2 separate regions of the Homo sapiens genome follow, and region 2 is linked to region 1. A link is an interaction called in ENCODE POLR2A ChIA-PET data of the cell type or tissue named here. Cell type or tissue: GM12878. All regions are shown on one strand. Links, peaks and the distances in the headings refer to the core of each region. The heading gives the core; the rest is flanking DNA. Region 1 has its middle 25 kb from the start of UBXN7. Region 2 overlaps CEP19 (centrosomal protein 19).

Evidence for each region. Peaks named below come from ENCODE experiments on the same cell type or tissue, not always from the same donor. Only the 100,000 strongest peaks of a DNase experiment are listed, where the experiment ranks them.
Region 2: POLR2A ChIA-PET joins it to region 1 with 8 read pairs; 2 of 35 experiments call an interaction of 5 or more read pairs at or near these places.

What each region holds. Positions count from the first base shown.
Region 1 is chr3:196,454,443-196,460,504 of GRCh38, reverse strand. No RefSeq gene overlaps it. Among named protein-coding and RNA genes, the nearest start is that of UBXN7, 25 kb to the right of the region's middle. In GM12878, for the core only: no CTCF peak of the experiment used is centred there; a DNase peak (open chromatin) is centred at 2,694; H3K27ac peaks cover 825 bases.
Region 2 is chr3:196,699,510-196,706,457 of GRCh38, reverse strand. It overlaps CEP19 (centrosomal protein 19), which reads left to right. Exons shown (of 3, transcript NM_032898.5): 3 at 1-181. Among named protein-coding and RNA genes, the nearest start is that of CEP19, 9.3 kb to the left of the region's middle. In GM12878, for the core only: no CTCF peak of the experiment used is centred there; no DNase peak of the experiment used is centred there.

The DNA of each region.
Region 1 (6,062 bases), core at 59-5,058:
GAAGGGAAGGGTTTCAATCACTAGAATGTAGGAGTTGAGGGCTGGGGTAGGTGGACCCCGCAGACCCTGCAGAAGTGTGCAGATCTCTGAGGAGGAAATACCTCCCAGCTGCTGCTGCTACCTCTGAAATGTCCCAGTGAGTCTACTTCTAGAAGAGCTGGAATAATTTGGAGGCTGGAGTCAACTGGCACTGCTGGGCAACATGGACAAGAGGAACAAAGAAGAAAGAAGCCTCCTTGGCCAGGCGCAGTGGCTCACGCCTGTAATCCCAGCACTTTGGGAGGCCGAGGGGGGCAGATCACTAGGTCAGGAGTTCAAGACCAGCCTGGCCAACATGGTGAAACCCCGTCTCTACTAAAAATACAATAAATTAGCCAGTGTGGTGGCACACGCCTGTAGTCCCAGCTATTCAGGAGACTGAGGCAGGAGAATCGCTTGAACCTGGGAGACGGAGGTCACAGTGAGCCGAGACCATGCCACTGCACTCCAGCCTGGGTGATGCAACAGGACTCCGTCTCAAAAAAAAAAAAAAAAAAAAAGTAGCCCCCTTTTCCTTTCCTCCTTCCTAGAACCGCTTATTGATAGAACTTTACAAGAAGCCAACTGGCAAAGGAGTCTGGGCAAATGGTTTTTATATCAGCAGAGTTTAGAATGGCAGGCTTGACGCTGCAAGACAAGAGGGGGAAAGAAAACACACCAGAGATGTTTTCCTTTAATAGATTCTGGACTAAGGTGTCTTGAAACGTCTAAGGCAAAAACCTATAACGCTCCTATCTAGACAAGATGGGTGTTAGTATGTGTGGAAAAATGATGCTTATCCACAAATTCCCAGGAGAAGTTAAGCCTCATGAAGGATCTATAGGAGAAAACTGGAGAACCTTTATTTTCATTTATTTTATGTTTTTGAGATGGAGTCTTGCTTTGTCACCCAGGCTGGAGTGCAGTGGCATGATCTCGGCTCACTGCAACCTCTGCCTCCCAGGTTCAAGTGACTCTCCTGCCTCAGCCTCCTGAGTAGCTGGAACTACAGGCGCTCACCACCATGCCCAGCTAATTTTTGTATTTTTAGTAGAGACGGGGTTCCACCATGTTGGCCAGGCTGGTCTCGAACTCCTGACCTCAAGTGATCCACCCGCCTCGGCCTCCCAAAGTGCTGGGATTACCAGCATGAGCCACCGTGCCCGGCCACCTAGAGAACCTTTAAGTACCTGCAGAAAGCACTTCCAATTCTTTAGTTTTTGTTGTTGTTGTTGTTCTGATTATGTCCAGAGCTGATGATTCAGAGAATAAGATTGTGTCTGCCATCCCCATACACAAACGGGTGGTCACCTAAAGCTACCATTGTCCCATTTTCCTATGCCCCTACAAGCCCTACAAATCCCACAATTCCTCACCTACCAGGTGAACCCTCTTTGAAATTTCCTCCATAGGAAATTAAGCCATCAGACATCATCACTAAATTCCCAGAGCTCCTAGAAGGATACAATCCAGAAATAATAGAACACCAGGATAAGATTTGATCTTTTTTTTTTTCCCAGGCTGGAGTGCAGCGGTACAATCTCGGCTCACTGTAACCTCTGCCTCCTAGGTTCAAGCGATTCTCCTGCCTCAGCCTCCAGAGTAGCTGGGATTACAGGCGCGTGCCACCACGCCTGGCTAATTTTTGTATTTTTAGTAAACATGGGATTTCATCATATTGGCCAGGCTGGTCTTGAACTCCTTACCTCAGGTGATCCACCCACCTCAGCTTCCCAAACTGCTGGGATTACAGGCGTGAGCCACTGTGCCCAGCCTGATCTGTCTATTAAAAGGAGGGCATTTGCCAGGCACAGTGTCTCACGCCTGTAATCCCAGCACTTTGGGAGGCCGAGGTGGGCAGATCATGAGGTCAAGAGATCGAGACCATCCTGGCCAACATGGTGAAACCCCGTCTCTACTAAAAATACAAAAATTAGCCAGGCATGATGGCAGGTGCCTGTAGTCCCAGCTACTTGGGAGGCTGAGGCAGGAGAATCGCCTGAACCTGGGAGGTGGAGGTTGCAGTGAACCGAGATCACACCATTGCACTCCAGTCTGGGCGACACAGCAAGACTCCATCTCAAAAAAAAAAAAAAAAAAAAAAAGGAGGGCATTGGAATTAATTAAAAATAGATCATAATGAAGTAACTCTCCAGAGTAAACCTACATTACAACAAATCAAGAGAGGGGAGTTGTGTAACAATCCTAGCAAGAGGCACTGACATGATATTAAATCAACTTGGTTTTAACATGTGAGAGAACCTTTCCACCCACAAAGAGCTCGAGGTGCTGTAATTTGTACAACACTATTATCAGTTTATTGACTTGAAAACGGTGCTTAAAAATCTCAGAATCTCAAGAATAACTTCTGGAAAAGCATCTTATAAACAAAAAAAAAATGAATTGATTCCTTCTACTGGCAAATGCTTAGAAAACATTTTAAATCTTTTATTTGGATAAAGCTAAAAATACATGAATTTAGCTAGTTTGATTTTAGAAGACTTTAACTTTTTAAACTAATAGTACTTTTTATTTGTTTTTTACTTGCCAAGCATTGGGCGCAAACCAGTAGTACTTTTTAAAGCATGATCTTAAAAACAAATTTTCCTTTGGGGCTGAGAAGAATAGGTCACAGTCTGAAAAAAAGATGAGGGCTAATTATCTCAGACTTAGGTCTTTAGAGGAGGAAGTGGCAATTTTAATGTTATGTAATAGCAAAAACCCTAAGTTTCTAAGGCAACCAAAAAGGTTCTGAACTAACCACTGCTCTTTTCTTTGGCTTTAAAAAATCATTCGTGGCCAGGCCCGGTGGCTCACGGCTGTAATTGCAGCACTTTGGGAGGCTGAGGCAGGCAGATCACCTGAGGTCAGGAGTTCGAGGCCAGCCTGGCCAACATGGAGAAACCCTGTCTCTACTAAAAATACATTAGCTGGGTATGGTGGTGCACACCTGTAATCCTAGCTATTCGGGAGGCTGAGGCAGGAGAATCGCTTGAACCCGGGAGGCAGAGGTTGCAGTGAGCTGAGATTGTACCACTGCATTCCAGCCTGGGCAACAGACCAAAACCTCTGTTTCAAAAAAAAAAAAAAAAAAAAAAGAGAAAACATTTATTATGAATGGGGTTGAGGTTAGGTTTTTGTCCCCCAGTGTTCTGAGCCATTTGTAATTATTTGAGTTATTTTCCTATTTTTCTATTGGTTTGTTGGTCGTTTTCTTCTCAATTTCTAGGGGCTTTTTTTTTTTTTTTTTTTTTTTAACAGGATGTTGCTGTTTCCCAGGCTGGAGTGCAGTGGCGTGATCATAGCTCGCTACAGCCTTGATCCCCTGGGCTCAAGCGATCCTTCTACATCAGCCTCCCTATTAGCTGGGACTACATGAGTGAGCAACAATAACTGGCTGAATTTTTTTTTTGGCAGGGTGGGTGGTAGAGACAGGGTCTCACTATGTTGCCCAGACTCTTCTCCAACTCCTTGCCTCAAGCAGTCCTACCACGTTGGCCTCCCAAAGTGCTGGGATTGTGAGGGTGGGCCACTGCCCCCAACCTTAGGTGGTCTTTGTATATTAGGAAGATTGACCCTTTCTATATAATGAGTTACAGAAACATTTCCAAATGCAAATCAGAGTTCCCACACTCCTAGGAAAAGATAGATTGTTCTATAGCTGTGCCAACAAGTAACCACTAGAACAGTTTATAAATCTATCACATCAGTCAGGGACAACTTGGTTCATTGAATACACCCCTGAAAACCAACAGTCATTGACAGCCTCATATTTTGAAAGTCAGCTCATGGCCGGGTGCAGTGGCTCTCGCCTGTAATCCCAGCACTTTGGGAGGCCCAGGTGGGCGGATCACCTGAGGTTGGGAGTTCAAGACCAGCCTGACCAACAGGGAGAAACCCCATCTCTACTAAAAATACAAAATTAGCCAAGTGTGGAGGCACCTGCCTGTGATCCCAGCTACTTGGGAGGCTGAGGCAGGAGAATCACTTGAACCCGGGAGGTGGAGGTTGCAGTGAGCCAAGATCACACCATTGCACTCCACCCCAGCCTGGGCAACAAGAGTGAAACTCTGTCTCAAAAAAAAAAAAAAAAAGAAAGTAAGTCAGCTCATATCAGTGATTTCATACCAGAAAATGCAGTTCTTTTTTTTTTTTTTTTTTTTTTTTTTTGAGATGGAGTCTCACTCTGTCACCCAAGCTGGAGTGCAGCGGCACGATCTCGGCTCACTGCAACCTCTTCCTCCCGGGTTCAAGTGATTCTCCTGCCTCAGCCTCCCAAGTAGCTGGGACTACAGGTATGTGCCACCATGCCCAGCTAATTTTTGTATTTTTAGTAGAGATGGGGTTTCTCCATGTTGGCCAGTCTGGTCTCAAAACTCCTGACCTCAGGTGATCTGCCTGCCTCGGCCTCCCAAAGTGCTGGGATTACAGGCGTGAGCCACCGCGCCCAGCCGTCAAAGGAGTTCTTGCTTGACAGCACTAGCTTTCCTAGTCTTCATTGAGAGTAAGCAGGACAGTGGCTAATGAGATTTGCAGAGAGAGACAGTAGAGACACTTCTTTCGATTCCTCTGGTTTACCTTTTTCTTATGGCAGCCACTGCTACAGCAACCAGTTCTTTCTTCTAGTTTTTTTAGAGAAAAGGTATCCCTCTGTTGCCCAGGCTGGAGTGCCGTGACGTGATCTCGTCTGACTGCAACCTCAAACTCCTGGGTCAAATGATCCTCCCACCTCAGCCTCCTAAGTGGCTGAGACCACAGCCATGCACTACCATGCCCAGCTAATTAAAAAAAAAAAAAATGGTAGAGACAAGATCTCCCTATATTGGTCGGGCGCGGTGGCTCTTGCCTGTAATCCCAGCACTTTGGGAGGCCAAGGCAGGTGGATTGGCTGAGCTCAGTTCAAAACCACCCTGGGCAACATGATGAAACCCCATCTTTACTAAAATACAAAAAAATTAGCCGGGTGTGGCAGCAAGAGCCTGTAATCCCAGCTACTCAGGAGGTGGAAGTGGGAGAATCACTTAAGCCTGGGAGGCAGAGGTTGTAGTGAGCCGAGATCACGCTACTGCACTCCAGCCTGGGCAACAGAGTGAGACTCTGTCTCAAAAAAAAAAAAAAAAATCTCCCTATATTGCTCAGGGTGATCTCAAACTCCTGGGCTCAAGCAGTCCTCCTGCCTCAGCCTCCCAAAGTGCTGGGATTACAGGCGGGAGCCACTGGGCCCGGCCTATAGTACCCAGTTGTCACTGGACTCTCAACAGCTTCTTGTGGTTGCCACCACATAGCACCTGACCTCAAGCCTGTGCCATGTGTCAGGGCTGGGATGATTTTACCCTACTCACAAGCTAATAAGTTAGCCTATTACTGCTTCATGAGTGTTGGCAGAAGACATCAAATTCCTGGTATGAGAAAAAGGACTTTATTACTCATGGCACAGCAAGCAGCAAGAATATCATGTTCGTGTCAGTTCTCCTTGCCAAGGAGATGAGAGCGCGGCAGTACTTAATAAAGGAAACTCGTTCTTGGATAGCTACAAGAATCTTTTGGGGAGGCATTTTGAAGGAAGCTGAGGTTCTGTGTGAGCAAATGAGGGGTGACCTGCCAGCAAAATTGTGGGTAAGTGCTGATGTGACCTTATTTGCACCCCTAGGCTGATAAGAACTGGAACATTCAAGTTACACTTTTAAAATGCCTGTAGGTATTGTACAATGAGATGGCAAGGACAGGATCCTAGAATCAGATAGACATGGATTCAAATTCTGCTTCTATTTTTTGTTTTGTTTTCTTTGTTTTTTGAGATGCAGTCTCGCTGTGTCACCCAGGCTGGAGTGCAATGGCACAATCTCAGCTCACTGCAACCTCCACCTCCCAGGTTCGAGCAATTCTCCTGCCTCAGCCTCCCGAGTATCTGGGATTACAGGCGTGAGCCACTGTGCCTGGCCAAATTCTGCTTCTAGCTGTGTAGCCCTAACCTCTCTCCTAAATTGTAAAATAGAATTTATTTCTCATAAAATTGTTGAAAAGATTCAGTGACATCGCATATA
Region 2 (6,948 bases), core at 998-5,997, 250 kb before region 1:
GAACAATAGGCACTGCCAGTTTAGGCCTGTTCATGAATGGATCTGCAAGACAGCATCTTCGTTTAACAACATTATCTGTGATTTGATACATTTATCCTTATTACAATATTGTTTAGTTGGTAGAAATTCTATGTTTTCTACAAGGAAATTGATGTTTATTAAATAAAACTGAAAATAATTACTCAGTGTTTCTACCTGTTCACTTCCACTCTCCTTACCATTAAGCACTTCATTAAAAGGGAGCTCATTCTTGTAGTGATATCACCAGAGTTTTGAAATAGTCAGATCTCATACATACAGTAGCCAAAGGGAGCCAAATAATTTTCTGAATTAGAGATCTTTCCATATCTACATAGTATTCCTTTATTCTTTATTGTATAGATATAGGTAGTTTATTTTTTATTTGAGACAGGGTCTCACTCTGTCACCCAGGCTGGAGTGCAGTGGCATGATCACAGCTCACCAAAGCCTCAACCTCCTGGGCTCAAGTGAGCCTCCCCTCTCAGCCTCCCAAGTAGCTGTGAGTACAGGTGCCCACCACCACACCTGGCTAATTTTTGTATTTTTTGTAGAGACAGGGTTTCACCATGTTGCCTAGGCTTGTCTGGAACTCCTGGGCTCAAGTGATCCACCCACCTCAGCCTACCAAAGTGCTAGGATTACAGATGTGAGCCACTGTGCCTGGCTATAGGTAACTTATTTTAAAATTTGTCCTTGGGTTGCTGGGCGCAGTGGCTCATGCCTGTAATCCCAGCACTTTGAGAGGCTGAGGCGGGCAGATCACGTGAGGTTGGGAGTTCAAGACCAGCCTGACCAACATGAAGAAACCCCGTCTCTACTAAAAATACAAAATTAGCCGGGTGTGGTGGTGCATGCCTGTAATCCCAGCTACTCCGGAGGCTGAGGCAGGAGAATCGCTTGAACCCGGGAGGTGGAGGTTGTGGTGAGCCGAGGTCATGCCATTATTGCACTCCAGCCTGGGCAACAAGAGTGAAACTCTGTCTCAAAAAAAAAAAAAAAAATTTATCCTTGGGTTGTTTTCTCCTTTCATGACTACAAACAGTGCTACAACAAATAACCTTGTACATTCTCTGTTTTGCACATATGCAAGGATATCTATTAGATAAATGCCTAAAGGGGAATTACTAAGTATGTGCATTCTAAGTTTTAATAGATACTAAGTTGTCACCAATAGACGTTCATTCATTCATTATTTGTAGTTAATAAGCACTTACTACATTCTAAGCCTGTACTGTTCTGGAGTTTGGGGTTACAGCAGTATATACAGCAAAGTCCTGGGTTTACAGTTGGAGAGCAGAGACATAAATGCATAGAATAGTGTCATCAGATGGTAAGTGCTCAAAATGGGATGAAAAGGAGAATGATAGAGGGGATGGGAGCCACTGTTTTAGATCACATGATGAGCAAAGGCCTGAAGGAGGCAAGGAAAAATTGGTATGCATTTCAGGATTAGCGGGGAAAGGTAAGTGTATTAGCCCTGGGGCTGGAGTGTGCCTTGCATGTTTGAGGAGGAGCAGGAGGCCAATGTGGCTAATACAAATTGTGCAAGAGAAGAAATGGTAGGAGATGAGGTTGGAGTGCATTTTACCAATGCGTAGTACTTACCACGAAGGTTGTACCAACTTAAACTATCAGCAATACATTTGAGTACCCATTTCCCCCATATACTCATCAATGGAGAATGTTATCAAACTTTTTGAGTTTTGCCAATATTCTAATATAAAAATGGTATCTTATAGTTTTGATTTGCATTTCTCTTATTTTGAGGGGGTCTGAGTATCATATATTTAAGAACCATTTTTTTTTTTTTTTTAGACTGAGTCTCGCTCTGTCGCCAGGCCAGAGTGCAGTGGTGCGATCTCAGCTCACTGCAACCTCACTGCAACCTCTCAGCTCACTGCAGCCCTCCTGGGTTCAAGCAATTCTCCCACCTCAGCCTCCTGAGTAGCTGGGACTACAGGCATGCACCACCATGCCAGGCTAATTTTTGTATTTTTAGTAGAGACAGGGCTTCACCATGTTGGCCAGGATGGTCTTGATTTCTTGACCTCATGATCCGCCCACCTCGGCCTCCCAAAGTGCTAGGATTACAGGCGTGAGCCACCGCACACGGCCAAGACCCATTTTTTATGAAATAACTTAAGTCCTTTGTTCATTTTTTTATTGGGTTGCTGGTCTTTTTCTTACAGATTTATAAAAGTTGTTTATCAAGGAAATTAGTCCTTAGTCTATGAAATAAGTTGCAAATATTTCCACCTTGTCATTTAAAAAAATTTGATATTTTTTCCTGGTAGAATTGTTTAATGTGGTAAAATTTATGAATATTTTTCTCTACACATCTGCACCTTTTGTCATACGTAGAAAGGCATTCCCCACAAGATTTTTCTTTTCTTTTTTTTTTTTTTTTGAGATGGAGACTCACTCTGTTGCCCGGGCTGGAGTGTAGTGATGTGATCTTGGCTCACTGCAACCTCTGCCTCCCAGATTCAAGCGATTCTCCTGCCTCAGCCTCTCCAGTAGCTGGGACTGCAGGCGCCCGCCACCACGCCTGGCTAATTTTTGTATTTTTAGTAGAGATGAGGTTTCGCCATGTTGGCCAGGCTGGTCTCAAACTCCTGACCTCAGGTGATCCACCCGCCTTGGCCTCCCAAGGTGCTGGGATTACGGGCATGAGCCACTGCACCCGGCCATGAAATATTTTTTTTTAAAGCAGCTCTATAGAGACAGAAAGCAGATGAGGGCTGCCTGGGGCTGCGGATGGGAATTGATTATGGCTGCCTGGGGCTGGGGATGAGAATTGATTATGGCTGCCTGGGGCTGGGGATGGGAATTGATTATGGCTGCCTGGGGCGGGGGATGGGAATTGATTATGGCTGCCTGGGGCTGCGGATGGGAATTGATTATGGCTGCCTGGGGCTGGGGATGGGAATTGATTATGGCTGCCTGGGGCTGCGGATGGGAATTGATTATGGCTGCCTGGGGCTGGGGATGGGAATTGATTATGGCTGCCTGGGGCTGGGGATGGGAATTGATTATGGCTGCCTGGGGCTGAGGATGGGAATTGATTATGGCTGCCTGGGTCTGGGGATGGGAATTGATTATGGCTGCCTGGGGCTGGGGATGGGAGATGATTTTTTGGAGGTTGATGCAAACACTTTAAAACTGGATTGTGTCTTGTTTTCACAATTCTATAAATTCACTGAATTGATTTGTGCACTTAAAAACAGGTAAATGTTATGGTATATACTGAGCTATATAAATTATGTCTCGATAAAGCTGTTAAAAAATAGAAAACAAATGTCTGCAGACCATTGTTTGAAGACTGAGCAAGGGGGACCAAAAATACATGTAAAAATTCCTTGCGCCCACACAAAGGTGGAGGTTGAAAAAGGCTGGAGAAGGGACAGAATAAATGCATTTATTCAGTAAACACTTTTGAGTATTTACTCTGTGGAAACTCCTCAGGATGTCTGGAAACAGACAGCTTTCAAGGAGAAGGAAGAACAAGACAAAAGACTGATGTAGTTATGGTCAGGTCAGTTTATGATGCCGACAGCAGGTTGAGGTTAACGATTTCTGTGTTCCCCTAAATGGCGCAAGCAGAGCCATGGGATTAGAGCGAGATGGGAAGAAGCATAGGAGAGAGGGAGTAGTTAGGGTGAAAAGAGCAGGTGAGCAGAGGACCTTTTTTCAGATGCAAGGCTAAGGTTGGATATGTTCAACATAGATGGAGAAAGTATATTCTGGGGATGTCAAACAAAAATGGATAATCCAGGAGTTACTTTTTTTTTTTTTTTTTTTTTTGAGATGGAATCTAACTTTGTCGCCCAGGCTGGAGTACAGTGGTGAGATCTTGGCTCACTGCAACCTCCACCTCCCAGGTTCAGTGATTCTCCTGCCTCAGCCTCCCGAGTAGCTGGGATTACAGGCACCCGCCACCATGCCTGGCTAATTTTTGTATTTTTAGTAGAGATGTGGTTTCACCATGTTGGTCAGGCTGGTCTTGAACTCCTGACCTCAAGTGATTCGCCCGCCTCGGCTTCCCAAAGTGCTGGGATTCCAGGCGTGAGCCACCGCACCCAGCTAATTTTTTATTTTTAGTAGAGACGTGGTTTCATGTTCGTCAGGATGGTCTCAAACTCCTGACCTTGTGATCCGCCCACCTCGGCCTCCCAAAGTGCTGGGATTCCAGGCGTGAGCCATTGCACCCGGCCAGGAGTTAGAAATTAAAAAGAATCTCCCCCATCCTCACCATCTCCCCTGAAAAAACAACCGACAAACTAACAAAAGAACTTCCCATGGTCAAATTTACAAGAAGAGACCGTTAATGGTTAAATTAGCGACCTTCAAGCTGAAAAGTGTTTATAAAGTCTTCCTCTCAATGGTCCACCATTTCACACTATAGCAGATACTGCTGATTACCTACTCAACATCCTTAATCTCCTTCTTTATTGCCTGCAGAAGTCCAATTTTGTTGTTCAAGTATAAGCCTCCCACACAAGTCTCAGATCCGGAGGCAAATCCTGACTGATCTAAATAAATCTCTGGGCACGGTGTGCTCATGCCTGTAATCCCAGCACTTTGAGAAGCCGAGGTGAGAGGATTGCTTGAGGCCTGGAGTTCAAGACCAGCCTGGGCAATATAGTGAGAGTGCTCCCTGCCCATCTCTACAGAAATTTTAAAAAATTAGCACACCTGTAGTTCCAACTACTTGGGAGGCTGGGGCAGGAGGATTGCTTGAGCCAGGAGTTCAAGGCCGCAGTGAGCTATGATTATTCCACTGCACTCCAGGCTGGGTGAGAGACAGAATGACGCTGTCTCTAAAAGAAATAAAGAATAGGCCAGGTGCAGTGGCTCATGCCTATAATCCCAGCACTTTGGGAGGCTGAGGTGGGCAGATCACCTGAGGTTGGGAGTTTGAGACCAGCCTGACCAACATGGAGAAACCCCGTCTCTACTAAAAATACAAAATTAGCCAGGCATGGTGGCACATGCCTGTAATCCCAGCTACTTGGGAGGCTGAGACAGGAGAATCGTTTGAACCTGGAAGGCAGAGGTTGCAGTGAGCCGAGATCGTGCCATTGCATTCCAGCCTGGGCAACAAGAGTGAAACTCTCTCTCAAAAAAAAAAAAAGAAAAGAAAAAGAAATAAATAAAGAATAAAATTTAAAAATGAATAATAAAGAAATACCAGTGATCCCATTCCATTGTCTGTGATTTGTTTAGAGATGGGCACATTACCTGTTTCTGACCAATGAGATGTGAAAGCAGCATCTATGAGGACTTGTGAGAAAGATGTTCTAGATTTCTTCTCTGCCTTTCGGCTGAGATCAACTGTAGAAAGGTGTTCTATATTTGTGGGAGAAAAGAAAAGGCCTCTCTGCTTCTCTAGACGTGGTTGTGTCTGAATGTGATATTGGGAAATACTGTGGTCGTTTTGTTGCCAGCCTGAGGATGACAGTCATCATTAATGAGGGCAGAACAAAGAGAATCACAGAAAGAAGGATACAGAACCCTGATATGCTGCACATGGAGGCTGCCCTACCTCGTTATATGAATTAACAAATTTCCCATTTTATTGATTGATTGATTGATTGATTGAGACAGAGTCTTGCTCTGTCTCCCAGGCTGGAGTGCAGTGGTGCGATCTCGGTTCACTGCAACCTCCACCTCCCGGGTTCAAGCGATTCTCCTGCCTCAGCCTCCCGAGTAGCTGGGACTACAGGCGCCCGCCACCACGCCCAGAAATTTTTGTATTTTTAGTAGAGATGGGATTTCACCATGTTGGCCAGGCTGGTCTCAGACTCCTGACCTTGTGATCTGCCCGCCTTGGCCTCCCAAAGCGCTGGGATTATAGGCATGAGCCACTGCACCCGGCCAAATTTCACATTTCAAAAACCAATTTAGGCTGGACACAGTGGCTCACACCTGTAATCTCAGCACTGTGGGAGGCCAAAGCAGGCGGATCACCTGAGGTCAAGAGTTCGAGATCAGCTTGGCCAACATGGTGAAACCCCATCTCTACTAAAAATACAAAAATTGGCCGGGCATGGTGGAGCATGCCTGTAGTCCCAGCTACTCAGGAGGCTGAGGCAGGAGAATCGCTTGAACCTGGGAGGCAGAGGTCGCAGTGAGCCCAGATTGCACCATTGCAGTCCAGCCTGGAGACAGAGCAAGACTCTGTCCAAATAAATAAATAAATAAAGATAATAAAGATAAAAAACAATTTAAATTGGTATTTTTCTGTTTCTTGCAGCAAAAAATTCCATTAACAAGGGAATAAGCCTCTTCCATTAGCCTCTCCCATCTCTGGACACAATGTGGACCAACTGTCTCTCAAGAATAGGCCGGGAGACCTCCGGGAAGAGACTGATACAGTGGACAGAGCAGGCATCAGGGACTGAGGAAGGCCGGGAAGCTGGCAAGGGCAGCGCAAAGCAGTGGAGCTTGGAATCTAAGGCTGGATAGAGTCCTGTGGAGCCAGCAGACAGCGTGTAAAATGACAGGGGCTGACTCGTTGCACAGGGCAGTTCTAGCAACTTGTGGCAGGTTTGCTTGGGAGAAAATAGGTAAAGCAATTGGGTCATAGAAGGGGAATGCTGAGTAAAGAGATCTCAGAAGTTTAGAAGCCCTGGTGCTAATCAGATCCGGCCTCTTCACATTCCAAACCAAGACAGATAGAGAGGGAAGTACAGGAAATCAAGAAAGTTACAGAGTCCTGTGAAATCGAGGAGTCTAAAGGAGCAACAGCTCAGATGTTGAAAGATCCTGGGAACATTGATGAGTGGCAAAATGGAGAATAAAATCAGCCAGATCCTAAAGTCACTTGGGTGGGTACAAAATGCTTACTATGGTATTGGCAACTGCACCAACAATTTGAAGAAGAAAATGTAAAAAGATGGAATTATAGTAGATAATATATATATA